Regions from separate parts of the Homo sapiens genome. Here region 2 is linked to region 1. Evidence: chromatin loops called from intact Hi-C (ENCODE). Cell type or tissue: dorsolateral prefrontal cortex. All regions are shown on one strand. Each heading gives the region's core, and the rest is flanking DNA. Links, peaks and the distances in the headings are about the cores only.

The links. Hi-C counts contacts between places; a loop is a spot of excess contacts. Peaks named below come from ENCODE experiments on the same cell type or tissue, not always from the same donor. Only the 100,000 strongest peaks of a DNase experiment are listed, where the experiment ranks them.
Region 2: it touches region 1 in a loop (3-fold over the local background); 17 of 110 quality-filtered maps call a loop at or near these places.

Annotation. Positions count from the first base shown.
Region 1 is chr1:201,700,675-201,716,127 of GRCh38, forward strand. NAV1 (neuron navigator 1) reads left to right here. Exons shown (of 34, transcript NM_001389617.1): 6 at 12,143-12,245. The region is part of intron 2 of IPO9-AS1 (IPO9 antisense RNA 1); the gene reads right to left. Among named protein-coding and RNA genes, the nearest start is that of MIR5191, 11 kb to the right of the region's middle. RefSeq lists enhancers at 2,688-3,260, 12,255-12,943, 12,787-13,081. In dorsolateral prefrontal cortex, for the core only: CTCF peaks have their summits at 8,995 (motif pointing right) and 9,202; DNase peaks (open chromatin) are centred at 7,547 and 8,997; H3K27ac peaks cover 2,500 bases.
Region 2 is chr1:201,469,436-201,483,367 of GRCh38, forward strand. No RefSeq gene overlaps it. Among named protein-coding and RNA genes, the nearest start is that of PHLDA3, 7.2 kb to the left of the region's middle. RefSeq lists enhancers at 1-138, 13,553-13,882 and silencers at 1-22, 11,083-11,172. In dorsolateral prefrontal cortex, for the core only: CTCF peaks have their summits at 12,784 (motif pointing right) and 12,989; DNase peaks (open chromatin) are centred at 12,486 and 12,816; H3K4me3 peaks cover 1,701 bases; H3K27ac peaks cover 2,500 bases.

The DNA.
Region 1 (15,453 bases), core at 7,524-10,023:
GGAACCAACCCAAATGTCCATCAATGATAGACTGGATTAAGAAAATGTAGCACATTGCCGGGCGCAATGGCTCACGCCTGTAATCCCAGCACTTTGGGAGGCCGAGGCGGGTGGATCACGAGGTCAGGAGATCGAGACCATCCTGGCTAACATGGTGAAACCCCGTCTCTAATAAAAATACAAAAAATTAGCCAGGCGTGGTGGCAGGCGCCTGTAGTCCCAGCTACTCGGGAGGCTGAGGCAGGAGAATGATGTGAACCCGGGAGGCAGAGCTTGTAGTGAGCCGAGATCCTGCCACTGCACTCCAGCCTGGGGACAGAGTGAGACTCTGTCTCAAAAAAAAAAAAAAAAAAAAAAAGAAAGAAAAGAAAATGTGGCACTTGTACACCATGGAATACTATGCAGCCATAAAAAAGGATGAGTTCATGTCCTTTGCAGGGTCATGGATGAAGCTGGAAACCATCATTCTGAGCAAACTATCACAAGGACAGAAAACCAAACACTGCATGTTCTCACTCATAGGTGGGAATTGAACAATGAGAACACTTGGACACAGGGTGGGGAACATCACACATGGGGGCCTGTTGTGGGGGTGGGGAGCTGGGGGAGGGATAGCATTAGGAGAAATACCTAATGTAAATGACAAGTTAATGGGTGCAACAAACCAACATAGCACATGTATACCTATGTAACAAACCTGCACATTGTGCACATGTACCCTAGAACTTAAAGTATAATAAAAAAAATAAAAAAAGAAAAAGAAAAAGAGCCAGTAATATTAGCACAGACCAACTCCAGTGGCTCTAAGAGTGCTCCAAGGTGGTGGAAACTTCTATATCTGTGCTGCAGTAGCTACGAGCTGGTGTAATGATGTGGCTATTGAACACTTGAAATGTGGCTAGTGCAACCCAACAACTGAATTTGAAACTTCATTAATTTTAGTTAACTTAAATCTAAAAGATGCTCAATATCATTAGGCACTAGGGAAATGTAGATGACACCTACAGTGAGATACCACTTCATACCCACTGGATGGCTATCAAAAAGAGACAATGACAAGTGTCAGTGAAGATATGGAGAAATTGGAACTCTCATATACTGCTGATGGGAATGAGAAATGGAGCAGCCACTTTGGAAAACAGTCTGGCAGTTCCTCAAAATGTTAACTATAAAATTACCATGGGACCCAGTATTGTACTCATAGGCATACATTCAAAAGAAATGAAAACATGCATCCATATAAAGGCATGGACGTGAATTTCATAGCAGCATTATTCATACTAGGCCAAAAGTTGAGATGACCCAAATGCCTATGAAATGAATAGATAAACTAAATGTGGTATATCCATACAATGGAATATCATTCAGCCCTGAAGAGGAATGAAGTAGTGATGCTTGCTACAACATGGAGGAACCTTGAGAACGTTGTGCTAAGTGGAAGAAGCCAGATGCAAAAGGCCACATATTGCATGATTACATTTCTATGAAATGTCTAGAATAGGCAAACTCACAGAGACAGAAAGTAGATTGGTGGTTGCCAGGAGTTGGAGCAAGGGGAGAACAGGGAGTGACTGCTAATGGCCACAGGGCTTCTTATTGGAATGATAAAAATAGTCTGGATTAGATAGTGATGATGGTTGTACAACTGTGCAAATATACTAAAAACAATTGAACTGTACATTTTATTTGTTTTTTTTATTATTATTTTTGAGATGGAGTTTCACTCTTGTTGCCCAGGCTGGAGTGCAATGGTGCGATCTCAGCTCACTGCAACCCCTGCCTCCCAGGTTCAAGCGATTTTCCTGCCTCAGCCTCCCAAGTAGGTAGCTGGGGTTACAGGAGTGCACCACCATGCCAAGCTCATTTTGTATTTTTAGTAGAGATGGGGTTTCATCATGTTGGTCAGGCTGGTCTTGAATTCCTGACCTCAAGTGATCCACCAGCGTCGGCTCCCAAATGAACTGTACATTTTAAAAGGGTGAATTTTGGTATGTGAATTCTCTCTCTCTCTCTCTCTCTCTCTCTCTCTCTCTCTCTCTCTCTCTCTCTCTCTCTCTCCCCATTCTGACTAGTGGCGACAATATTGGACTATGCGCTCTAGAGTCAGACTATCTGGATTTGAATTCTGGCTTTGCCATTTGCTGTTATATGTCCTTGGACAGCTTACTCAACCTCCCCAGGCTTCCGTTTTTCTCAACTGTAAAATGGGGATAATAACTGGGCTCTCTCAAAGAGTTGTCCTGAAGATTAAATGGGCTAATATACATAAAGCTGCTAGAATAGTGCCTGGTACCCAGCCCTGTAGAAGAGTTAGCCAATACTAATCTTACTAGTGTCACAACCAGAAATCCCCCAGGGCCTCCTCCAATTGTCATCCACACCTGGACTCAGCCCCTCCCCACTCCCGTCCCCATTTGCCTGCAGATGGTTCTCTCTGCTGTGTAAACTGTTGCCATAACAACCACTCCCAGCTCCCAGCAGCAGTGACTTCTTTGGAGCAGGGTGTCACATGAAGGGTCTGGGCAGGATCACTAATGGAAAACATTTTCAGTAAACCTTGAGGTTCACTGGGCAGGAAAGTCAAGGCCTGTTGGGGAACAGAGGGCCACGTCTCCAGGCTGAGACAGGCAGGCCACCTTCTGCAGGAGGCCAGCCCTCTGAGCCCAGCCCGGAAGTCCAAGTCTTTAAATGAGAGAAGACAGAATATGTTCGAGAGTCTGCTATCTGATCCTATAACCTATCATTCTGATCCTATAATCTAACATTCACAAGGAAATGGGGCAGGGAGGTGTTTCTCCTGAGGTGGAGAAGTCAGGATAGCAAACTAGCACTCCTTCCAAACAGGGCTCGAGGCCAGGCACCCTCTCCTGGTCCCACAGTCCTCCGCATGGACCACCCTTGACCTTGGCAAGTCCTTTCCTAACGTGATCTTGTTGCTAAATATTAGTGGCTGTGGAGGTATTGCTTTCTCCTGGAACTTTAAGCTCGTCTCCCCGGCCCAAGTTTGCTGCCAAAGGCTGCACTTTTGCACACGGCTGAGCAGGGCTGAGCTGTCCTGTGACAGGCTGTGGCCTGAACTAGCCATCCGCGTGGGGCTGCCCTGTGGTCACTGCCTGCCCTCAGCTCGCTGCAGAGAGAGGCTGCCACTCCCCAGAAAGGGTCAGCCTGGGTGTGGTGGAGGGGGTGGGGTGACTGTCCTCCCAGCTCATCAGGCAGCTCCCAGCCTCAAGAACACTGCGGAGGAGCAGAGGTGAGGCCTCAGAGCACAGATCTGAACCCTGATCTATTTAATATTTCCCCAGGGGACTGGAGCAGAAAGGCCAGCTGGAGCCTCTTGGAAACTTTGGCCCTGAATCAGAGCTTGCCAAGTGGGGCTTGTGGGTCCCCAGAACCTCCCTGGTGCCGAAGGCTGGTTGGTTAATCCCAGAAGCCAGGCCCTGCTCCCTCTCCCCAAGAACCGGGTGGGCTCCCCGTCATAGATACTGCAAACTCAGGCTGTTCTCCCAGCCTGGCCACGAGGCCTAGGGTTGCGGGAAAGATGTCAGCCCTAGGAGTGCAGAGTCCTGGGAGGAAAGGAGCTGTGCTAAGCAGGAGACTGAGGGAGAGAGACCTGGGCGGTGGCTCCCGAGCCTGAGCGAGACGCTGTCCACCTCGCTGCGCTGCAGTCGCAGCAAGGCCACAGCCGGCTGAGGACCGGCAACGCCCCCTTGTGGCCATTCTCAGCAACAAGCCCCCAGAGAGCCTGGCGGGGGCTGGACTGGGGCTGGGTTCTCTTGCTGCAAGGCTGAGGTGGCTAGGTGACTTCTCTTATCCCAAGCCTGGAGATGAAGGAGGCGGCTTTTCCTGAGAACAGACTTGTGCCTGAAGAGTAGATTTGTTCTGAAGGCCAGGGACACTTTGCGTAGCCACTTGGCATCAGGAAGTCAAGCCCTGGTTTTGTAATGGACATCCAATACTGGTGGTATGCAATGAGATGTAAGGATTTTCCAAAATGTGGCCTTATGTAGCACACCCTCCACTGTGGGGGTTTGCAAAGATGAGGCCCCATCTCCATCCTGTTGAATCAGAAGCTCTGGGGGGTGACACCCTGGTATCTGCCTTTTTAGCATACTCTGAGAGAAAAGATGCTTTTATGGGCTTCAGCCAAGTACAAAACCATAGAACCAGACTGTCAAAGCTGGGTAGGGGCTTGGGTATCCTCTACTCCCACTCCCATATTTGTAGATAGGGAAACTGAGGCCCAAAGAGGGGAAGTAATTCACCCTAGCTCCCACAGCTAAGTCATGTGTGCCCCCAAGCTAGAACTCTAAAAATTATTATTTTTTATAGTGATGGGCTCTTGCTGTGTTGCCCAGGCTGGTCTTGAACTCCTGGGCTCGAGGTATCCTCCCATCTCTACCTCCCAAAGTGTTGTGATTACAGGCATAAGCTACTGCCCCTCACCCTCTTTACGTGTTCTAAGTTGTCCACCCGGCATGCCCTGCTTTACGATTCCTCTTAGCCCAGTGCCCAGTGGAGATGCATTACCGAGGGTCCCTAATCCAAGCCATCTCACTCAGTGAAAATCAAAACCGTAGGTGATCTGGAAAGATACCTGCCTGGCAGTTCCAGGCTGAGATGGCCGTGCATGCTCCTCTCTCTGGCCCCAGATTTGCTTCTATTTCCTAGTTTTTCTTTCCTTGCCTCACACACCCATGTGGCCAACACATTAGTCCTTTAGTCCTGGCTCTTTCTGGGTATGTGTCCCCATGCAGCAAACAACAGGAGTGCCATTGAGCGCTGGGCTCCAGTTCAGCCCACTCGCTGATTGAGATGGTTCCGGATTCTCTGGGGTAAGGATGAAAACCCTGGGAGCTCCCCTGGGGAGCAGGAGCACTCAACTACGAGAAGCATGAGATTTGCCATGCTGCGGGGGTTCGGTGACAACTGCCTCTGACAATATTGTGACTTAAGTGGGGGAACGAGGGAAAGATAGGATTAGTAAGAGAACAAATAGTCCCCTGCCTGCATCCTCCATGGAAATGGGGTGCCTCTGGTGTGGGGGCCTGCCAGCATCTGTTTTAGAGCTTCTCGGGTCATCAGATGGCGAAGAAAAGGATAGAGAGAGGGGATGGAGTCACTGTAGGGACAGTTACTGTGCTCTACCTGAAGGCAGAGGGGATTTGCTTGCTGGGTTATCTGTCAGTTTTCCATACCTGCCCCCAGCCACACTGTAGGATGGAGCCTTTGCAGTGAATCAGTGCAAGGTCACTGGATGCAAGAACCAGCAGAACCCTCCTAGTCCAGCTCTGAGCAGTGGGTAGAGACCTGGAGTTTATCGTTAGACCAAGGAGTGCACTGAGGTGGGCCTGCAATGCTCTCCCTGGCTGGAGTTTGAAGGTTTGTGTCCTTGAGTGGAAGAGAGGAATAAAAATGATTCCCAAAGACGTTTGACTCATTGTAAGCACCAGACGATCATCAACAAATGCTGGTTGTGAGATGTGCAGATAAACTCCCACTGACCTGGGCTTCACCCTAGGGATCTAACAGGGTCAGGAAAGATATTTTTCTCTCTCTCTTTTTGGGAGTTATTAAGAAGGGGTGTGTGTGTGTGTGTGTGTGTGTGTCTGTGTGTTGTGTTGCTTATGTTGCTTAATCCTTCTTGTTTCCAGATCATTTAGCCTAGCCTGGATTTGGGACCCAGTCCCAAACCATCCCACATGATTAATTTACATTGCAGTTCACCTCTTCTGGTGATACATCTCTGTGTGTTTCATCCCCAGCCCACAGCATGGAGTGCTGGTCTAAAGATCCCTGGGCCAAGAGTGATAGCTACCATGCCATTCACAACCTGGTGACACTGGGCAGGCCCCTCCCCTCTGGACCTGAGGGATTGTTGTTCCCCCACCACCACCCTGAAACCGCCGTGTACAAAATGAGATCCTTTCAAGTTCTGAAGTGCCATGACTTGAAAACATTCTTTCTTTGGCTCACTTCCGTTCCTTCTGTTGGTTCCCACCTCATCCAGCCACTCACAGCAGAAGCCAGTCTAGAAGTCAGGTGCAAATGCAGTCCTCTGTGGCCTCTGCCCTGAGCCAAACCACTAATGTGGGATTTGAAACACTGGTGGAAATAATTAAGATTTCAACAGTTATTCAGTTTACTTAATTGTCAGCCAATAATTAAAATTTTATAGAACTTGGGGAAATTTGACTGCCGGGTGATGGATTCCCATGAGTCTCCTTCTTCCTGAACGTCTCTGAATTTTGGGGGGTTATTACCCTCGGTTGAAGGCTCTCCACCTATTACTACATCAGATTTTAGACTGCAGGCCAGAGGGGACCCCTGAGGTTCACGATACTCCACAGCTAAGATTGGCCCCAAGAGAACGGGATTGAAGATATTGTATTGCCTCACAGCAGTGAGAGAGTGGTAGTCAGGCCTGATGACACAGAAACAAGGTTTTGTTACTACCTCATCCACCCCTAACTCCAGGTATGAGTGAGGGTCTCACCTAGCCAAAGCAAGGTTCCGGAAGAGAATGTCAGGTCCGTTGAGCTGCACCCTCCAGGGGTGTGCACCACGCCCATCAGCAAATGAGAGACAAGGGGCCAGCCTCAGTGCCAGCCCGAGGGTGCACCCGTTGTTCACCCACCTCTTTGTGCCTTCTGACAGATAAGAGCCACCATTTATAGAGCACCTACTCTGTTCCAGGCACCGTACTATAAGCATGTTTGTGAATTAGCTCTTTAAGCCTCACAGCAACCCCACCAAGTGGGTATCATGCCCATTTCCCAGAGCGGGAAACTGCAGTGAGGTGAGATGACTTGTTCAAACAAGCTGGGAAGGGGGCAGTACCAGGACCTGAAGCACAGGTCTTTCTGAATCTAAGGACTATGTTCTTGCCACTACATCACTGTCAGTTTTGCCCTAGGGTCCCAATCTCTTGATGAGCAATTTCGTAGTCCTGCCCTCCTGGGGAAGCCTGTTTCCCCTGTTCTGACACTGGAACAGAGAGAAAGACCCTTTTTACATCATCCTCACAGTGCACCCTGGGCTGTCCCTTAAATTACTTCTCTTCCTCTAGCAACGTTTTAGTCTTCTTGCTTCCTCCCCATACAATGGGAGATGTGTCCACAGAAATCTCTCTATGCATATGTCTGCAGAATTGCAGAGTTTTATGAGGGTTTCCACAAACTACAGGCTAGACCACAAGTAGGTGTGTATATCTGGAGGCATGTGCATGTATTTTGAAACACCATATTGTAGTGGAAAGAACAAGGGCTTTGGAGTCAAAAAGACTTGTGATCAGTCCCCTGGCTCAAATTAAATAACATGGAAAATGCCTCGTGGTGAACATTGAGTAGCTGGGCATTATTTGATTTGTGTGTGCATGCACCTGTCTGTCAAGTGTATTTGATTGCTAGTCCTTTCCCAAAGACCCTTGACATGGACAGTATGCTCTCTCTGTGGTCTTGCATAAGAGCCAACAGTGTGTAGAAAGAAACACCATCCTACTCTGCAGATGCCCCAGTGCATGCTGGGACTATGCTGCTGTTTGTGGTAACTGTGAATTGCCGTGGTGATGGCTGGGTTGGGAGAGACTTGCATCTGTTCTGAGCCTGAGTAGCACACACATTCTCTCCCCAGTTGCTCCATTTTCAGGGAAAGGCTTGGAGGGCAGCCCAGGATAACATCATGAGCTCCTCCCCATAGACCTTGGTGTCGCCCTGGGGCCTGCTAGGAGCCCTACCTGCCCCCTTCCCCCCTCAAACCCTACTTGCGCGCACACACACACACACACACACACATACACACACTTCACTCTTGCAGCTGGACCCTGTTCTGTAGGAGCTAAGACAGCACGCACTCCCAGGCCCCCAGAGTAAGTTTTGGAGGGTGGCATCCTGGCTGGTATCATGTGAAGGAGAACGCTGTACTCTACTAGGACCTGGCTAGAGGTGGGTTGGACTGGAGAGTACCTTGTTCTAATTTGCACAAAGGTGCCACGTAAGATGGGAGTATTCTGAGCACGTCCTCCACTTAGGGGTATTGAGGAAGGGGATGGGCTACCAAGACTCCCTCTGCATCTTTGCCATGTCTGGGCTCTGTTTTGTCCCCAGGCCTGTCCCACACCCAGAGCAAAACATTTGACAGAGACACATGGAGGCAGCCTCCAGGGCATCTCAACTTAGCCAATAAAACAAGCCATTAGCCAGGCACGATGGCACACACCTGTAATCCCAGCACTTTGGGGGGCTGAGTCAGAAGGATAGCTTGAGCTCAGAAGTTCGAGACCAGCTTGGGCAACATGGCAAAACCCCGTCTCTACTAAAAATGCAAAAATTAGCCAGGCGTGATGGGGCATGCCTGTAGTCCCAGCTACTCAGGAGGCTAAGGTGGGAGAATCGCTCAAAACCAGGGAAGTTGAGCCTGCAGTGAGGCGTGATCATGCCACTCCATCCCAGGAGACAGAGTAAGACCCTGTCTCCAAAAAAAAAAAAAAAACCATTGAACTTTTAGGTTACTTTTCTCATTATCACAGAGTAGCGGAAGCCCTAGATACCTTCACCCCATCCGGGATGCTCACCCTCACAGGAGATGGTGAGAAAGGGGTGAAGCTTAGTTATGGGTTGGTGGTCAGAGGTGGGGTAAGGTGAAGATCAGGAATGGATGAGGGTTGAGAGGTGAAGTAAATTCCCTTGGAAATGTAACTTACTCATATTTTTAAGCTAAAATATAAAAATTCACCTTCAGGGTCATGGGTGTGAATGTCAGATTGGCTCCTCAACCTAGGCCCCCTCTGCAGCCTCTGGAGCTCTGGAGGCCTTTCTTTTGTACACAGGTAAGTCCTCTTGGCCTGAAGCTGTGGCTGTACCACCCCGGGAATGTGTCTGTCACCTAGCAATGTGGAGGAAGCCAGACTTACCAGGGGCCCCAACCCTCCAGACCCACCCTGGGCTGAGCCTTGGAGAAGCAGAGCGGCATACCCATGATGGCCACCAGGGGCCACTGCTGGGGCACAGAGGGAGCTGCAGGGTGTAGCCTCTGCAGGGCCCCTCCAGCCTGGTAGCAGAGACCAGATCCTGGTCACCCCCAAGGAAACCAAACCCTGCCCTAACCTCCTCCCCTGTATGCCCCAAATCTATACCTGTGGGGAAGCTGCCTGGAGTCAAGTGTTCTTCCATTCGCATCTCTGTGATCTCCAGCTAGTCCCTACTTCCTGGACCTCAGCCTCCCAGCTCTCCAGAGACACAGCAGGATTAAGTGACTTTCAAGGACTCTTGTGGTTTGGCGACTCTGGGAGACTCTGAAATAGTCCCACCACACTCTGCTGATGTGGAATTGAGGAAGGGGCTAGGATAGAGGTCTTTGAGGGAAGAGATATGGAGAAAGAGGGTCAAACCTGTGACCTAGATGTCTATGACTCCCATCTGGAGCATCTGGGGCATTAGGGAATGCAGCATGACTCTCCTGAGGCTACTGTGTGGTTTAAACATTTTTCCTTAAAAAAAAAAAAAAAAGACATTTTCCTAACGTGACATGTATGTATCCCTTTACTTTTTTTCATGGGTTTTTGGAAATTTTAAAAAATTGTGGTAGCATCCATTCTTGAAATGTTCACTAAGCATCTTCTTTGTTTTTTTTTTTGAAACAGGGTCTCACTCTGTTGCCCAGGCTAGAGTATAGTGGTGTGATCATAGTTCATTACAGCATTGAACTCTTGGGCTCAAGTGATCTTCCTGCCTCAGCCTCCCAAGTAGCTAGTATTACAGGCTTGAGCCACCTGGCCAATTTTTTTATTTTTATTTTTTATATAGACAGGATCTCCCTGTGTTGCCCAGGCTGGTCTCAAACTCCTGGCCTGAAGCGATCCTCTGGCCTCGGTCTCCCACAGTGCTGGGATTATAGGCATGAGCCACTGCTTGCAGCCTAAGCGCCTCCTATACAACAGTCACCATGCTTGATGCTAGTGGTGCAGAGATGCCCTGTGATATATCAAGACAAGTATGAGTTTCTTCCTGGGCTCAACTCTGCCTTGTGCTACATGCTAGGTGTGTGACCTTGGGCAGTTTACTTGTTCTCTCTGAGTGTCAGTTTTCTCATCTGTTAAATGGGGCAGTAGCACAAATCTCCCAGAAATGTTGCAAGGATTCAAGTAGATAATGCATGCAAAGGGTCTGGCACACACAGAAGTCTCTGAGTAACTCTTGATCACCTTCCTCTTTGGGAATACACACCCCTTGGAGATGTGTGTGCCTGTCCCTCATGTCTGCCAAGCCCATAAAAAGCATCACCCTGGGCCAGAAACCCACACCTTGGCACCATGTTCTTAGTCCCCACATAGGCATTTTAGAATTCAACTTTATTTCTTGGCGAGTCTAAAAAATTGACCCTGTCTGTGTTTCATGCCAAGCCATCAATTAAAGCCATGGAGCAGCTTACAAGGTGACACTTGCCAGGATAAATAGGCATTGGCGGCCACGGAAGTGATGCCAGGACTGGGGATAGAGCTTAGGCCACTGGCATGGTGGCCTGCCATTTGTCCCTGATCCTTGCCACCAGCATGGAGGCCTGGATTCATGGTGCTGACCATGAGAGGATGTGGGGGTGGAGAAGCTCCCCCTGGGAGGGGAAAGGAGGGATGGCTGGGCTTGGGTGTGGAGCTGGTTCTCAGAAAAGGTGCCCAAAAGGCTCTGGAGAGGGCATTGCAGGCTCCCTGCCCGCCCCACCCAGCCTCCCCTCCCTGACAAGACAGTCAAGCAGCTGCCTGCCAGCCGGCCTGAGCTTAGTCTTGGGGGAATAAAAACCTCTTGAAGAGATTCAGAAATGTTCCCTTTGGCAGCTAAAAAAAACCTTACACTCCTGCTGAGTCTGTGGGCTGAGGAGGGACTGAGGGGGCGTTTGGCCTCTGCAGCAGCGGCAGAAGGCTTGCGGATGGAGGGGAAAAGGGAGCAGCCTGGAGAGCCAGAGTTCTTGGGTTTTCTCTGTTGTTTTGCCATCATCTTTCTGTCACTCCCTGACTCTCTCCTGCAGATTGTCTTTTAGGGAGGTACTGGGGGACTTGGTTCCATTCATGACTTTAGGTTCCAAAATGAAAGATAAGCCATGGGGCAGGGCCAGCTTCTCTTCATTATACTGTCCTTAGGGCCCAGGGTGGTGCCTGATGTGAAGTAAGTGCTTGATAAAGATTCATTGGATGAACTGAAGGAAGGAAGAACATTCTTTGAGTTCCTTCATGCTCAAGCACCTCTCAGTCATTTGGACGTTATTTTCACCCTGTTTGCTGTTGTAGATTCTCATCCGTCCAGGCTAATATCTGGACACCAGGGTTGAATACAATGGCTCTTGGTGATTTGGGATTCTGAGGATTGGGCCACACCCATGCATCCTTCTCACTCAGGATTGCACCACTTGTGTGGGGACTGCCCAGAGCTCACTTCAAGCTCCAGAAAATGACTGCTCATCCCTTCCACCTCCCACCAGCCACCTCACCTTTAGGAGACTATATCTGAACTAACTTCCTGGGACCCCATAGAGCAACCCCAGATATTACCAGTCAGTGCCTGGGTTTAGGTGTACTGAAGCCAGCTTGTACCAGTTCCCCAGAGCCAATTGTTAGCCCCTCTTCCTAACTCTGTGGTCAGTGACATCAGATTGGTAGATTGAAAGTGGCCATGATAGGAGGCTTTATACCAGGGAAATTGGCAAACACCACACATCGGTGTCCCCTTCCTCCGAAAGCCAGTTGTTAAACATTTACCAGCACAACCCTGGATAGGGGGTTTCAGGCAGATGTTCCAGCTCATCTCAACCACGAGAAATCTTGCCCAGGACCTCTGCTATGAGAAGCAGGGCCTCCCCAAAACAAAGCCAGAGGTAGAGGCAGTTCCTTGGGGGCTCTGAAAGGAGTGCACAGACACAGAAAGCCATGCCTGTACCCCCTGCCAGGATCTGGGGTTCAGAGGGCTCAATGGCACATGTCCAGGGCCTTTGAGAGGGCCCATTCTGTTGGTTGTCTTTGGGAAAGGGAGGAGGAAGGTGACTATCATGGCCCAGGGACTAGCCTCCTGGGGACACTGTCAATCTCCACTTCCTGACCCCCAGGATCCCAGCATTAAGTTCTCTTCACTCACCCAGCTCTTCCTTCTCTCCCTACCAGACCCAGAGTCCCAGAGAAAGAGGACAGTGCAGAATGTCCTGGATCTCCGGCAGAACCTGGAAGAGACCATGTCCAGCCTGCGAGGGTCCCAGGTGACTCACAGGTAAGCTCGAGCTGCAGAGAGGGTCATGCCCTCTGCCTTCCTGGCTCTCCACCCCATTCTGGAGGGCAGGGCCCCCGGGTCCCTCCACACCTCTGCCAGGTCAGCCAGGTGGCCTGATGCGTGGAGCCACTGCAGAAGGAGGAGGAAATCCATTTATCTCAACAAGAGAAGCTTGGCTTTGTCTTCTGTCTGCTTGTGCCTGAACATTTCATTTCATTTCAGCAAATCAGCTTGAAAATCACTAGCTTAGGAGCCAGGAAGTGGAAGCCATTACACAGCTCAATGTGTGATCTTTGATAGTCAGTCTCCTTCATTAGACCTCTGTCTCCTCAATCTGTCAAGAGAAGGTTTACTAAATGCTCTCTTCCTGTTCCTAAGTCTCCATTAAACTAGGGGTCTAGAATCAATTCCCTTCTCAACACCTGGGTCTTTTCACTCTTGTGTCAGTTAGGTGCCCCCTGGCCTCTTCTACGAGCCACTGAGGGAGGCTTGAGTGCTCAACAGGGCCCACACAGTGTCACCCAGCTCCATGCCCTGTTAGGTGTGTCCCCCTAGCCCACTCCCTGCAGAGACCTCATAGCCTCCAGCTGCATGGGGCACTCAGCCTTCCCACGGCACCTCTCTCTGGAGCAAAGTCCTGGCCACAGGCTCTGCTGTGACTCAGAATTTCCCTTGCTGGCTCCTTGGACTGCCCAGATGAGCTCATGCTGTCAGCTCCAAGTGGGGCAGAGGGCTGGGCTAAGCTCTGGGGACAGCGGGAGGCAGAACAGACAGCCAGATTGGGAAATCATGGGGGGTGTGGGGCAGGAAGGCTGTGTGAGGGCTAGGAAGCCTCCCCAGTTAGACTGGAAGTAGATTCCTCTCCAACTCCTGGGGCTGGAAAATTAAGAGCAAAGTTGGGACACAGGGGCAGTGGAAAAGGACTTTCTTTAGCCCAGGGTGTGGCCATTTGGGATTCTGAGGATGGGACCACACCCATGGACATATTTACATACCACCAATGACAAAGAACTCATTACCTTTCTTTTTTTATTTTTAACATAGGCTTTTTAAAAATATTTTGTTATTATTTTTAAAGACCGAGTCTCATTCTGTCGCCCACTGCCTCAGCCTCCCGAGTAGCTGGGATTACAGCTGTGTGCCATCACGCCCAGCTAATTTTTGTATTTTTAGTAGAGATGGGGTTTCACCATGTTGGCCAGGCCAGTCTCAAACTCCTGGCCTCAAGTGATCCACACGCCTTGGCCTCCCAAAGTGCTGGGATTACAGGCGTGAGCCACCGCGCCCGGCCAACTCACTACCTTTCAGTCACCCCGGTGCATTGTGGGATTGCAGCAACTCTGATGTGGAACTGCACTTAGTCTTAAGTAGCTTTCAGCCGTTGGCTGTAGTTCTTCCTGCTTAGATGACCCTTCTCCTTCTCCTTCCTTGTACTACTCCTCCCCCTATCCCCAGCCCATGCCCGCATCTTGGACACTCAGCCCTTTACTCCCAGACATCTCGAGTATTTTAAATGGTAAGATAAATCAAAACTCTCTGGGGATTACCTCTGCTCAGGCCAGCAGAACCCTGACTACTGAAAGGGAGGTGACCAAGGAAGTCCTGGAAAAAGGTGGATGGTGGGGGCTCCAGGACCCCCTTACATCTGTCCCTTACTGCCATCCCTCATAGCCCCAAGCCCCCAGCAGGAGCCCAAGTGAAGCAGGGATCTGGCAGAGCTTGGCTTATCAGTTTAGGACCCAGCGGATGAAATCTTGGACATCTGCCTTCCCCCATCCAAGGAAATTGTTGGAACATCTCTCAGCACCAAGTCACCCACCAGCCTCATGCCAAAGACACCAGAAAGTGCTTAGTTGCTGAGAGGGCCACACCCCAAATGACTCACTCACAGGAGTAGGAGAGAAGTAGCAGCTCCAGCCTCCTGGTGCCACTGACTCAGAGCAGCCAGCCCCCAGTCCCTCCGTTAAGCCGGACAGCTTGACCCTAGGCAGGCGCTATTGGTTTTCTGCTTCTAGTGGGAAAGGGGAGGCTTCAATCAAGCCTTTTGCATAATGCTGACTGGTTTAGGGGGAGCGTCTAGGGCCTCTGGCTTCTGCCTCCCTTTATAGGAAAGGAACCAAGAGCCCCGGAGCTGGTTTTTCTGTTTACTGTGGACCTAGAGCCACTTCCTCTCATAGGCTTTGGTTTATATTATTCCTGTTCCACACTGGTAGCCAAAACAATGATTCCCTGACTTTTTATGGCTCTTTTTTTTTTTTTTTTGAGACAGAGTCTCACTGTCTCCCAGGCTGGAGTGCCTTGGCATGATCTCAGCTCACTGCAACCTCTGTCTCCCAGGTCAAGCGATTCTTCTGCCTCAGCCTCTGAAGTAGCTGGGACTACAGGTGCGTGCCACCACACCGGCTAATTTTTGTATTTTTAGTAGAGATGGGGTTTCACCATGTTGGCCAGGCTGGTCTAGAACTCCTGACCTCAGGTAATCCACCCACTTCGGCCACCCAAAGTGCTGGGATTACAGGTGTGAGCCACCACGCCCTGCCGGCTCTTTTACTTTTTAAAGGGCTTTCTATCAATGAGCCCTTCCCTTAGCCCTGGAAGTAGACAGGATATATACATACTCCCTGGGTTAGAGAATGAGGCTGGGGGCAGGGAGGCACCTGCCAGAGTCACGCTGGCTGATGAGGGTAGGTTCTGTACTCTGCATGCTCAGAACCCATGCCAGCTGTGTGCCAGGCACAGCGCTGGGCACTGGCTCCCCAGAACACACACAAGCTTCATCCTCGGAGCTTATGGTCCAGTGTGTGCTTCCTGCAAGGCTGTTTTCACCCAGGAACTCCCAGGATAACTGGATTCCATTCCTTTTCAGAAGCCTTTACTCCTGTGCTGCTTCCTCAATTTCTACTGGTTCATTTCCCCCAGCGAGGAGAGTCTGGGTCAGACTGTGGCTGGAGAGGAAATGAAACTGTGTCCTCCCCAGAGAAAGGCAAGCCTGAAGGGTGGGTGCAGGGCTGGAATTCAAGAACTGAGGATCTGAGCTAGAATCCCCCTCACCAAGCTTAAGTCTAGAGATGTCTAGAGATGTGTTTGGGGGAACTGAAAAAAAAAGAGAGAGCTGTGGAATAGGGGAAGAGGCAATTTTAGTACAAATAACTAAACAGGGGCAGGCCAGGAATAGAATTGAGGAACCCAGATGCTGAGTGCAGCCCTC
Region 2 (13,932 bases), core at 11,272-13,771, 230 kb before region 1:
ATGGCGGGGAAGGGAGGGGGAAGGCGCATCTCCTCGATTGGAGAGCGCGCTGCTAGCAAGGGGGTGGGCTTGCTTGGCGAACGCGCAGTGGCACCAGTTGCATGTTAGGCGTCAGACAGCTGCTGGTTACTTGGCACGCCATGGGGCCCCCAGCCTCTGCATCAAGCCCATGTTGGGTTCCTCCTCCATCGCCCGATTTCTCTGTGCAGCACCCAAGAGAGGCTGTCCATCGCTGCCTCTGCTTGGACAGTTCACCTGCTCCTACTCCTACCCCCATGCATTGCGCGGGGAGGCCTGTAGAGAGTAGCCAGTGCCAACAAAGGAGAGCTGAGGCTTGAGGTCATTCATGCCCTCCTCGTAGTGGGGGAGGAGGGACCCCCTCCGTGACCTGGGGATGCCACTGTCTGCAGTCCTCTCCACCGCACACTTGCAGGCGCCGACGCTGGACCGATGGCACAGCCAGTCCCAGGTGTAAGCGCAGCTCCAACCTTGCTCCTTCCGCTCCGCAGATTCTGTCCTCCCTCGGCCTTCCCCAAGAATGGACTTCTCCCGCATACAGAGCTGGAGGGGAACGCAGAGGGAGAGGTCTCTTTCTGTTCTGGCTAGAATATTGTGTAAACACAAGAGCTTTGCAGAGTTGAGTTCAAACCTCTTCTCCCTTGTTGGCTGTGTCCTGCCCACCTGGGGCAACTTTACTGACCTCCGTCAATTTCCTCATCTGTCGAATAGGAGGATTAATTTATTCTCATCTCATGGGGTTGTCCTGATGAATAAGTTGGATAACATTTGTGAAAGACCCAAGACAGGACCTGACAACTCTTGAGTCTCAAGAAATGTTCTTCCTCCCCTCTCCCCACTCTTATTCCCTTTAGAGAATGATGGGGGCCCTGAGATTAAGCCAGGCACTGGAAGAGGGCTCTCTTAGGTCCTCATTCTGTCCCCATCTTGATCAGTTCCTCCAGGCCCACAGTTTCTTAAAGGTCTATTCATCAACATGTTAATAATAGATTCTTACGGGAGTAATGATATATAATAATGACAGTAATAAGACCTCTTTGTACTTACACCCTGTGTTGCCATCCTCCTGCCCAAAGAGCAGAGCCTAACAGATACAGGGAAGGTCCTGTTGTGGGGATAGGAGTGCGCTCCTCTGCAGTCCCAAAGTTAGGAGATGAGAGAAGGGAACTGTCAGTGTCTCATCCATAACTCTTTATACACACACACACACACACACACACACACGTGTGACGACAACTAACTCCTAACTCCCAGAATGCCCCTCCAGGAGAGGGAATAGACAGTGGCATTAAAGAAAAGACAAAGACAGGTGTCTCCTGAGGCCCAGAGAGCAGCAGAAGAGGGAGCTCGAGGTGGCCACGGCCCTACCTGAGGGACCCACAAGGTCTCAGCCTGCCTGCCAGCCCTGCCCTCCCATGGCTCCTCCCCACCACTCCACAGGGGTCTCCTGGGTGCACCAACCTGGCACAGTCCTGCCATGATCCAAAGTTCTCTCTCTGAGGAAACAGGGCCCTAGATCAGGCTCTACCCCTAACTCATTTTTTTGTTTTGTTTTGTTTTTGTTTTTGAGACGGAGTTTTGCCCTCGTTGCCCAGGCTGGAGTGCAACGGTGCGATCTCGGCTCACTGCAACCTCTGCTTCCCAGGTTCAAGCGATTCTCCTGCCTCAGCCTCCCAAGTAGCTGGGATTACAGGCATCTGCCACCACACCTGGCTAATTTTTTGTATTTTTAGTAGAGTCGGGGTTTCTCCATGTTGGTCAGGCTGGTCTCAAACTCCCCGCCTCAGGTGATCCGCCTGCCTTGGCCTCCCAAAGTGCTGGGATTACATGCGTGGGCCACTGCTGTTTTATCTCTACCAGTTCCTCTTCTCCCCACACTGGGTCTGGGACTCATTCATGCTCTTTCCAGTTCCAGGTGGATTCACAGTTGTATGGGCTTCGTACAGAGCCCTCTCACATGTTGTAGATGCTCATGATAGACAGATATTATTATCACTGTGGGCGTTTTACCGATGAGAAAAATGAGACCCAGAGAGGTCAGATAATGTAAATGGCGTCACATGGCTTTGAAAATGGCAAAGTCCAGATGAGAATGCATGGTGGCTAACAGGGCCCAGGATCGTTTGATGATACATACCCATACTGCCCATACATGAACATCTGAGTCCACATAGTTCCTTTAAAAATGATCCAGTCACCCATACTTTTCTCTTCAGCTTACTGAGTTGCGAGGTAGCGGGCTTTTGGACACAGGAGAAGGGAACATTGGATAGCAAGAGTGAGCAGATAAAGATGGGGGTGGGGGGCCATTGGAGGAAATTTAGCAGGACATACTCTACTGCTGGAAGGGTCTTCATCAGCTAAGCATCCAGTTCCTAACACGACAACGTCTTCCTGGAGGCCTGAATGGGTCCTTGGAACCTGGAATCCTGTCCTCCAATCTCAAGACCTCTGGGACTAGGGGAGATGATTCATTCCAAATCTTTCCCTAGAACTGGCATCTTGCCTGGTAGCCACATCTGGGAGAGGCTCAGGCCCAGGCTGGATTATTTGGGCCATCAGAAGGATCAAGAAGAACTCAAAAGCCAGGGGAGCAGCGTGCAGAGAGGGCTGGTGCTGCTCCTCCCTTCCTGCTGAGGTATCCCTACCCATCCCCTGGAACAGGAGCTCTGACTTAAACTTCTTGGTTAAGTCACTGGGCTGGAGCAGTGCTGGGCCCTAGAGATACTTACCCAATTCTTTTTTTTTTTTTTTTTTTTTTGAGATGGAGTCTCACTTTGTCACCCAGGCTGGAGTGCAATGGCACAATCTCGGCTCCCTGCAACCCCCGCCTCCTGGGCTCAAGTGATTCTCCTGCCTAAGCCTCCCGAGTAACTGGGATTACAGGCGCCTGCCACCATGCCTGGCTAATTTTTGTATTTTTAGTAGAGATGGAGTTTCATCATGTTGGCCAGGCTGGTCTCGAACTCCTGAGCTCATGATCTGCCCACCTCAGCCTCCCAAAGTCCTGGGACTACAGGCGTGAGCCACCGCGCCCCATCACTTACTCAATTATCATTGACTTGTTAACTCCACATCTGGCTGATGGACAAAATGTCCCATGGTAGCAGCCCAGAGCTGGCTTCTCCCTCTGCCCACCCCAAAGAGAAAGCAGATCTGCACCGTCAGTAAATCCAAGTCCGGCTGGAACAGGCTAGACTACAAAATGGCCCCAGGGAAGAATGTGCTGGAAATGGTTCTAGCTAGGGCTGAGCCACACCACCTCCACACCTGTGTGAGAAGGAGGAAGTCCAAGTGGAGAGGAGGGGTCCCTCTGGGTGGCTACCCAGGACAAGGCGGAAAGAAAGATGGGAATAAGGCGGGTTAGAGGTAAGAATGAGACCCAGAGAGATGCAAAAAGTAACATAGCTTTTGTTTTCTATATTTACTTAATTCTTTTTTTTTTTTTTTTAGATTGAGTTTTGCTCTTGTTGCTCAGGCTGGAGTGCAATGGCACGACCTCGGCTCACTGCAACCTCCACCTCCCGGGTTCAAGCGATTCTCCTGCCTCAGCCTCCCTAGTAGCTGGGATTACAGGCGCCTGCCATCATGCCCAGCTAATTTTTTGTGTTTTTAGTAGAGACGGGGTTTCACTATTTTGGCCAGCCTAGTCTCGAACTCCTGCCCTCAGGCGATCCACCAGCCTCAGCCTCCCAAAGAGCAGGGATTACAGGCATGAGCCACTGCGCCTGGCTGTCTACTTAATCTTATATAAATTCTTCATAAATTGTTAGACTCAATCTAAAGAAAAGTGTTGAAGACAATTTATTAACAAAACAAGACGTACATTAACACTGCAAAAACTTTAAAACTAAGGATGATATCACTCCTTTGCTCAAAAGCCACCAGAGTCTTCTCATCTCATTCTGAGTAAAGCCAAAGTCATTGATGCTACCTGCAAGGCCCTCTAAGACCTGCTCTTCACTTTCTGATCTTACCTCCTGTACTTTCCTCTATCCCTGGCTCCAGCCACAGTCCTCACCATCCCTTGAACTTGGCAACCATCCTTCCTCAGGGCCTTTGCACCTGCTGTCCTCACTGTCTGGAATCCTCTCTCCCAGATCACCAAATGGTTCATTTTTTCACCACACTAAGCTGTGTTCACGTATTACCTTCTCAATGGGGTCTTCTCCCAACACTGTGTTTAAAGCCACAACCCCCTTCCATAGATGTACATACACACACTGTATCCCGTCCCTGCTCAATTTTTCTCTATGGCACATATTAGCATCCACAATTGTATTTTTCTTACTTATTGTCTATCTCCTTTACTTGTGGGCTCTATGCCAGCGGGGAGTTTGTTTTTTGTTTGTTTGTTTTTTTGAGGCAGAGTCTCGCTCTGTCGCCCAGGCTGGAGTGCAGTGGCGCGATCTCAGCTCACTGCAAGCTCTGCCTCCTGGGTTCACGCCATTCTCCTGCCTCAGCCTCCTGAGTAGCTGGGACTACAGGCGCCCGCCACCATGCCCGGCTAACTTTTTGTATTTTTAGTACAGACGGGGTTTCACTGTGTTAGCCAGGATGGTTCCAATCTCCTGACCTCGTGATCCGCCTGCCTCGGCCTCCCAAAGTGCTGGGATTACAGGCGTCAGCCACCGCGTCCAGCCTATCTGTTTTTTTTACCCCTGTGGCTCCAGCACCTAGAACATTGCCTAATACACTGTAGGAACTGAATGAATAATTATCGAATGAGAAAATGAAATGACAATGTACCTGACAAAAACTGGGAGGTGGAAAAGGATAATGCAGAGGAGGGGAAACAATCAATGCAATCTAGAGTTAATGAACTAATGAAAAGAATGTAACTGCATTATTTAAAACAATGGAAACCACTAGATGGTTAAAGGAGATTTTTAGGGCAGCAAGACTATTTTGTATGATACTATAATGGTGGATACGTGACGTTATGCATCTATCAAAGCCTGCAGAACCATACAACAAGAGTGAGTTTAAACCATGAACTTCAGTTAATAGTAAATGTATGAATCTTGGCTCATTCATTGTAAAAAATGTAGCACATTAATGCAAGATGTTAATAATAGGAGAAACTATGGGGGAAGGGTAGGTATGCAGGAACTCTGTTCTATCTGCTCAAATTTACTATACATCCAAAACTATTACAAAAATTAAGTATTTTAATTAAATACCAAAAATAAATGGTTTGCCTGTAATCTCAGCACCTTAGGAGGCTAAGGCATGAGGATCGCTTGAGCCCAGGAGTCTGAGACCAGCCTAGGCAACATAGTAAGATCTTGTTTCTCCAAAATCATTTTTTAAATATAGCCATAGTGGGGTACATGCCTGTAGTCCCAGCTACTCAGGAGTCTGAGGTGGGAGGATGGCTTGAGCCCAGGAGTTTGAGGCTACAGTGAGCTATGATCACACCAGTGCACTCCAGCCTGGGCAACAGAGCAAGACCCTGTTTAGAAAAGTAAATAAAAATTTAAAATAAATTGTTAACAGTTTCTCTAGGTAACAATGAAGAAGAAAGATAGAGACTTATTTTTTCATTGTTCACCAATCTGTATTGTTTGATTTTTTTAAATCCTGTGCATGCATTGCTTCTCTAAAAATCTAGTTAACTGCACAGTACATAAATGTTCATGCGGTGCAGCAGTTGAAAATACACAGATCTACAGGTCTTAGTAGGTTGAGATGCCTGAAATACGTTGTTTCATGGGGAAACATTACAGTACAGTGAGTTAATAAGGTATATAGCATGGCCACAATGAACAAAGTCCACCTCTGTTGTACAGGTTATATCTAACAGGATTCAATTCACAGTGATATGTTACTTATGGAATGTCCAGGATGGGGATGGGCAGTGTGAGAATGCCTGTCATTTTATGAGCATGCTTCAATATGGTTTGGATGTCATACTCATGTATTAGGCATATTTTTAAAATAAAATAAACACATAGGTATTACATAAGTTCTTGAAATAGAATTTCAAACGCAAGGGCTGGCTTCAGAGCAGGGGTTGATTTAGAGGCTTGAATGGCAGTTATTGGCCTCCAGGCATTCCCAGGATTCCCCAAGGTGGGCACATAGAGCCTCCTGATGTCGGGTGTGTACACTAGAACCGAGCAAACCCAGAGCTGAGCATGCAGCCCCTCCTGTCTCTGTAGTTCTGGAGAGAACTCCCCAACCTTGGGGAACACAAAAAAGGGGCTGGTTCCCCCACAGGACCCTGGGCACCTATTCCATTATCCCCTGGCAACTGGAGTTGGAAGGCTCATCTAGGCTGCCTCAATTTGACCCCCAGTCCAGAAAGAGGTGTGTGGCATAGACCAGCGCTTCTCAGACTGCAGTGTGCAAATGGATCACCTGGGGATCTTGCAAATGCAGATTCTGATGGAATAGGTCTAGGGTAGGACCTGAGATTCTGCACTTCTAGAAGCTTCCAAGTAACACTGATGCTGCTAGTCAACAGAACATACTTTAGATAGCAAGGGTCTAGAGCAGCGGTTCTCAAAATGTAGTCTCAGGCCAGCAGAGTCAGCATCAGCTGGGAACTTGTTAGAAATACAAATTCTAGGCTCCACCCCAGACCCGGGTTTGGAGCCCAGCAATCCGTGTTTGAACAAGCCCTCCAGGTGATTCTGACGCCCACGTGTGAGAACCACTGGTGTAGGGGAAGGAGCACTCAGGTAGGAGACAGGACACCCATGTCCTAGCCTAAGCTTGGTGACACCTTACACAATCACTTCCTCTCTCTGACCTCAGTTTCCTCATCTGTAAAATGAAGGCTGTCAAGTTCTATCTTGCAGATTCAGTGCATATTTGAAAAAAAAAAAAAAGCCTGGCTAGTTTATGGGAGCTATGTAACCCCTGTATAGGCAAGAAAAGAAAACATCACTACTCCTTCCTCAACCTGTTCCCTGGATTCCTCAGGCCAGGTAGTGCCTCCTCACCTAGATGGGGCATGAAAATGGGTCTGTTCACAGCCCTGCTCCTCCCCACCCTGCTTCTCCCTTCAGGCTTCTGCACCCACCCTCCAATCCACAGGTCCCTCACTGCTCTCCTCTCCCTGGGAGCTGGGGGCTGGGAGACCCACTCCAGCTGACCTCTCCCTCAGACTTCTCCTGACCTGCTCGCACCGCTTTGATGTACAGCCCTTTGTTCCAGGACTTTGGGGTTTCCTCGGATCTCTGTTTTTCTAAAGGGAAACAGAAGGAAAAACCCTACCAAGGTTTCAAGTCTCTGATGACTTGGGTTTTATGGGCACCATTGCGACAGACTTCAAGTGGGCAGCAACTCTGCAGCCGACCCGCCCAGGCTTGCTCCTGGGCCTGGCTCTCTCAGTGGAAATCCCCTCCCACGCTCAGCCCTTTAATCACTTTCCAGCCCAATAACTTTCCTGATTCACCAAGAATCCCTTTCGTCTTGAGAGCACCTACTGCCCCCTCTGATGGGGCTGAGTCTGGGCTTGAAGGCATTTGATCCCAGCGTGGGTCTTACAGAGATTGGACTTGTGGGCTAATGGTTCAGGTTGGGGCCTGCAGAATTTTCCTTTTTCCCATGCCATCTTGGCATCTGGGTGCCCATGTTGTAGGAAAAAATGGGCTGCCCTGGAATGAATCTCTTCCTTGAGGACACTTGACCAAGGGGCAATGACACTAGGAGGAGACTGACTGATACCCAGGAAACTAGTGGCCTCAACCAATATGCCAATAATAGCCATGAAACCCTTGACATAAAAGTTGCTTTCTCTTTTCTTCTAGTAATAATGTGCTTTAAATGCAAGTAACACTTGAATACATTTTTGTTGCAAAAGATTCAAAACATGACAGTATCTTTTCACCACCCTTCTAGTCCCCCAACCCCAGAGACAACAATCACTTAGCTTGGTTTGGGTCTTGCCAGATATTTGTTTTTACTTTTCACACATCTGCACCCAGACTAGTATAAAGCAGCATTCTCAATGGTAATGTAAGGGAGTTGGTTGAAGGATTCGTAAGTCCCCTTCCAGCTGTGCCATTTTCTGCATTTGTGGGTGGCTTTTCCCTCTCCTCCTAAATAGGAGACATTCATAGGCTCTCCCTAAAAGTATGGGGGGAGGGGGAATGCACAGAGGAAAATAGGAAAGGAAAGGTCACAGTGTCAACAGCAGTTCCTTCGAGGTGAGGAGATCATGGATGAGTTTTTTACCACTTGCCTCTGATTTTCAAATGTTTCATCATGAGAGTTATAAAGATTATTATTCGTGAGTATGACTTTGATAACAGGGAAGCTCCTATGCAGTGCCATTGTCAAGATCAGGCAGAGAAGGAGGCTGTGAGTTGTCCAGCCTGAGGCTTAGGTCAAGGAGAAATTAACAAATTGCTCAAGGCAGAGGGGTGTGTGGAGGGGCTTAGGGAGGGGAGGAAGGCTCATGGCATATTCTTGGATGTGATCTACAGGAAGATTCATAGAAAGGAACTTCAGAGTAAATCCCATTGTGTGTGAATTAAGAATTAAGTATTCTTAATTCTTAATTCAGGCCCTGGGCTAGACTTTAGGGACACAATGGCAAATGGGTGAATCAGAGTTCTCTACTTAACAGGGACTAGCAAAAGAAGGGGAGGAAGAGTTCACATCTTTAGGAATCCCACCCTACTTTTGCAAGAAGATATTCCTTCCTACTGAAGAAGACCCCAGAGTTAAGCATTAGATCTTTGACAGGCTACGATCCTGACTTTGTAGAAATATGGTCTCCATACTTGACTCGGCCTATCTAAGGTGATATTGGTATGTGTACTAGTTAGGATGGGCTAGGTTATGCTGTGCTAAGAAACTCCTCCCAAACCCAATAGCTTAACATAGCAAAGGTCTTCCCACTCATACCATATGTCCTACTTGAGCTGGCAGGGGAGGTATATCTGCTCCTTGAGATATACACATATCCAGGTTGCTGGAGGTTCCATCACACCTACTTCCACACTCTCCACAACAGGGAAAAGGGACATGAAAACTTACATCGTGCCTATTAAAGAAGTCTGCTCAGATGGCCAGGCACGGTGGCTCACGCCTGTAATCCCAGCACTTTGGGAGGCTGAGGCAAGTGGATCACCTGAGGTCAGGAGTTCAAGACCAGCCTGGCCAACATAATGAAACTCCGTCTCAACTAAAAATACAAAAAAATTAACTGGGTGTAGTGGCAGGCACCTGTAATCCCAGCTACTTCAGGAGGCTGAGCCAGGAGAATTGCTTGAATCTGGGAGGCAGAGGTTGCAGTGAGCTGAGATCACGCCACTGCACTCCAGCCTGGGCGACAAGAGTGAAACTCCATCTCAAAAAATAAAAAATAAAAAATAAAAAAAAAGAAGTCTGCTCAGAAGTGACACTTCTGGTCTCAATTAGAGGCCACAGCAAGCCACATCACCACATCAAAATTCAAGGGAAGAGGCCAAATGTAACCCTTAAATGTAAACGTAGATATTACTGTGTGTCCAGGAATATCTGTGAACATCTCTTAAAGGACTAGACAGTGTGATTGCCATGGGACTGCTGGGTACCCAGAAGGCAGAGCCACAGAGATACCTCTTCACTCCTCCAGCAGGGAGCAACAATCCCCCTTGGCCTGGGACCAAGACCTTGAACTCTCTTGAAGAGTCAGGTTGAGGTCAACAGAGTGGAAATGTAGAAGGTTCAGGAGCAGGTGCTTCTGAAAAGGAACTAAGGGCTTGTCCAGGCATGGAAAATGCCCACTAAAGGCTTTATTCACGATAATCTGCTTCCTGAATTTTCATGGCCTTTAGGGTGAGTCTTTCTAGGCCCATAAACTCAGGACATCAGAGTTGGGTGGATCCCCTGAAGCTTGGCTGTTCAAGTGTGGTCCCAGGATCAGCAACATCAGCACCACCTACCCCTGGGAGCTTGTGAGAGATGTCCAATTTCAGGCCCCACCCAAAACTAGAATCTGCATTTTAACAAGATCCCCAGGAGATTCATATGCACATTAAAGCTTGAGAAGCATTTCCTCAGAACTAATTTAGGCCAACGTCTTCACTTCGCAAATGAGGAGCCGACACCCAGAGGGGAGGAGGCAGGCCCAAAGTCACAGAGCTGGTTCCAATCCTGGCTCCACCACTTGCCAGGGACTTGAGTAAGTCTCTAAAATTCACTGAATCTCGGTTTCCTCTTATATAATAAAGGGATAATATAATTACCTCCTAGTGCTTATATGAGGATCAAATAAGAAAACATCTAGACCAGTGCCAGGCACATAGTATGTGCTCAATAACTGTTAGCTATTGCTATGGTCCTAACTCACCATTCCAGCACCAGGCCTCATACTCCCAGTACATAATTGTCTCCTCTTAAGGCAAGGATGTTAGGTATAGCACTGCAGCGATGGGACCTGGACCCAGCTGCCTGCATTTATATCCTGCTCAATTTGACCTTGAGAGGGTTGCTGAATTGTTCTTTGGTTCTTGGCTTCAGTTTGATCAGTTATAAGTGGGTAAAATGACAGCACCTACTTCATAGGGCTATTGTGAGAATTAAATGAGTTAATGCATTTAAGGTCTTCAAACAGTCTATAGCATATATTAAGCACACGAGATGGATGAGTAATGTGACAATTAAGTGAGTTAATACATTAAAGGTCTTCAAACAGTCTATAGCATATAGTAAGCACACAAGTTGGATGAATAATAATGTTTCCAAAATGTCCAAAAGAAGACTAGGTTGGAGGAAGTTGCACCCTAGAAAGGCAGGGGACAGGCGTTTCTCAGGGGGAGCTGCCTCTGTTTTTTCCCTTTGACCTATTGCAAGTCCCCAGTCTGTTTCTCTGGCCACTGGACGGCCCCCAACCCCTGGCTGTGTTTTTCCTCCTCCACTGGACTCACTGGGCTCCCTGGTGCCTCCATCAGGAAGCGCTGAAAGGCCAGGGGATCTCTGGTGGGGAGGGGCGGACTCAGGCAGCCGACAGCTGTCTTCAAATCTCTGAAGCGCTGTCATGCAGGAGAGGGATTAGACCTGTTCTGGATGACTCTAGGGGACAGAAATAGGAAGTTCCAGGAAGTCCTCTCTAATCATTAGAACCGTTCAGAGGCAGCCCCAGCTGCGGGGCGGGGCGGGGCGGGGCGGGGCGGGGCGGGGCGCGGAGCTGTTGGCAGCTAAGTGGTTGAGGTTGAGCGGCCGGGTGGAGGCCGGCACCTACTAGGAGGCTGGGCTGGTCCGCAGGTTCTCAAGCCCGGCTGAGCCCGGGCAAGCGTCAGAGAATCACCAGAGCAGCTTGTCGAATACAGATTCCCAGGCCCCACCCAGGCCAACCGAATCAGAATCTCTAGGGGTGGGGCTGGGAATCCATTTTTAAAGGCTTCCCCAATGATTCTCAGAATAAAGGTTGGGCTTGGAGGCGGGGCCGGGGCTGGGCGTGGCACGGAGGCGAGGCGCGGGGAGGGCCGGACCTTCCAGTTGTTAATCCCTGTGTTCCTCACTCCGCCACACTCACCTCCACTGATCTAAGTCGGGGGATCGTTCCTCGCTGGGTGCCCCCCTCACTTGATCTTAGCCAAAAGGTCGAGAAGCGATTGGGAGCCCCTCTCGAATAATTTCTGTGGCCCTTGATTCAGGGATCACTCCCACACTTAATAGCAGCTCTAACGCCCCCCAACCCCCGCTACCCAAGATCTCTATCCTCACCCTCCAGTCGGCCTCGTGGTCTTCCTGTCCCTCCCCAGCCTCTCAGGTGACCCGGACAATTTGCTAAGGCTCTTGGAGAAGGGCAGCCCGAGGAGGCTGGGCCTGCCGCCCATCGGGAGCGGCAGCTATTTTCCATCACATCCTAAAAAGCCCAGGGCTCTACCGCTCCTGCAGCTGGGCATAGCTCCCACCAAACACATTCTCCCGAGGTCGCCCTGGACGCCTTGCTCGGAGATGACAGAAACGAGAAAAGAAATACCTAAGTGGACATAAAGACCTAGCTCACCCTGGCCGGGTGCGGTGGCTCATGCCTGTAATCCCAGCACTTTGGGAGGCCGAGGTGGGCAGATCACCTGAGGTCGGGAGTTCTAGGCCAACTAGCTTGACCAACATGGAGAAACCCCGTCTCTACCAAAAAAATACAAAAATTAGCCGGGCGGGGTGGCTTATGCCTGTAATCCCAGCCACTCAGAGGCTGAGCCAGGAGAATCGCTTGAACCCGGGAGGCGGAGGTTGCGTTGAGCCGAGATCGCACCATTGCACTCCAGCGTGGGCAACAAGAGGAAAACTCTGTCTCAAAAAAAAGAGTCCTTGCTCACTCTTTGGTGAGGGTTTGGTATTCCACAGGGCCCCGAAGCGCGACAGCCCTCCAAGGAGAAGTGAGCGTCGGGGATTAGACGCGTGCGCTGTCTTGCGCAGGAGCTGAGTCCTCAGGGTCCACAGAGAGAGGAGGAGGGCGTGGGGTGCGCGGAAACGCAGCGCCTGCCTTTTGCCCTGACCCCACAGCACCACCTGGTGTCTCCCGGGACGGCGCAAGCGCCGCGCTTGCAGATGCTGGGCCCCCTCCCCGTCAGCCGACCCTCCTTCCCCAAGTGCCTCCCCTGCCTGGTGTTCCTCCTTCCTTGATGCGCCCCTCTGGCTGGCCCTTCACCGTCCAGTGAGTGCTTCCTGGCCTGGCCGCAGCTGGCTTACAGCCTACTGCCTTTACCCAGGTCTTATTCCCAGGAGGTGCGTCAGGGCCCCTTGCCCACCGTGGGGCTGCACTGAAAAACAGTGGCCCGGGAGCAAGACAGCTAGTGGTGCAAGGCACAGGACGGTCGCCGACAGGCCCTCCCGATCAGCCAGCAGAGGGCAGCCTCTCTCCAGCTTTGGGCCCCAAAGGCTCCCATCCGGGCCACTCCTGTAGGCCCCTCCCAGACAGAAGGGTCCACCTGGGTGTGTGGAACCAGCCGTCCTCCTGGCTGCGGAAACTTGTCCGGAGCACCTTTCGTGGGCCACCCCCTGTGCTGGAGCCAGAGGGGTTACCAAGATGGAGCCCTTGACCCCGATTGCAGAACTCCCAGCCAGAGCCCACCCTGGGCTGGCATTCCCTGAACTCCTCCAGCTCTTCTCCCGGTCATCTTGTACTTTTCTATTGCTCTGCACCATTGATGGGTGTTATGCATGCATAGGTGCCTTTCTCAGAGTCCAGGAGGGGCCTCTGTCAAGGCCACTGTTGGAGCTGGTCATCTGGGAAATAGGTACACGAGGCCTTGTTGTTATTAAAGCATCTGCTTTTGTTTTGAAAACTTAGTGTGGGCACATTTTCGAGAAGGGCTGAAGCAAAGCAGCACAGCCCCAACGCATCAGGCAGGTATGCCTAAGATGAAGGATGCCGCAACCCCTCACATGAACCTATTTCCAAAAAAAAATGTGGCCTTCCACGGACTTGCTGTGGGGGCCCTAACAGCACAGCAGGCTGAGCCAGGCCCCTCCACCACACCCCTCCTAGGTAGAAGTGAGCTTTCTAGATTTGACGTGAAAGTTCCTCTGGTTGAGTTTCCCTCTTAGGCTGGGGCTTTCCGAGCTGGGAGAAGTTCTGAGCACAGTTTTGGGGCCTAGCTGAGCCCCTCCAAGTCCAAAGTCCATGCAATTCCCAGGCCCAGATTTGGGGGTGGAGACCAGACAGGACAAGCCAGTGGTGTTTGGCTGGTCGGGTCACTTCAGACAGTGTGGTTCAGTTGGCATTGATACTGAGAAGTAATTGGTCCTTAGAAAAAGCAGGAACGAATCCACTTTGATTCATTTCCACCAGGCTGCCTGCTTTTTTTTTGAGACAGAGTTTCACATTTGTTGCCTAGGCTGGAGTACAATGGTGTGATCTCAGCTCACTGCAACCTCTGCCTCCCGGGTTCAAGCGATTCTCCTGCCTCAGCCTCCCAAGTAGCTGGGATTACAGGCACCCACCACCATGCCTGGCTCATTTTT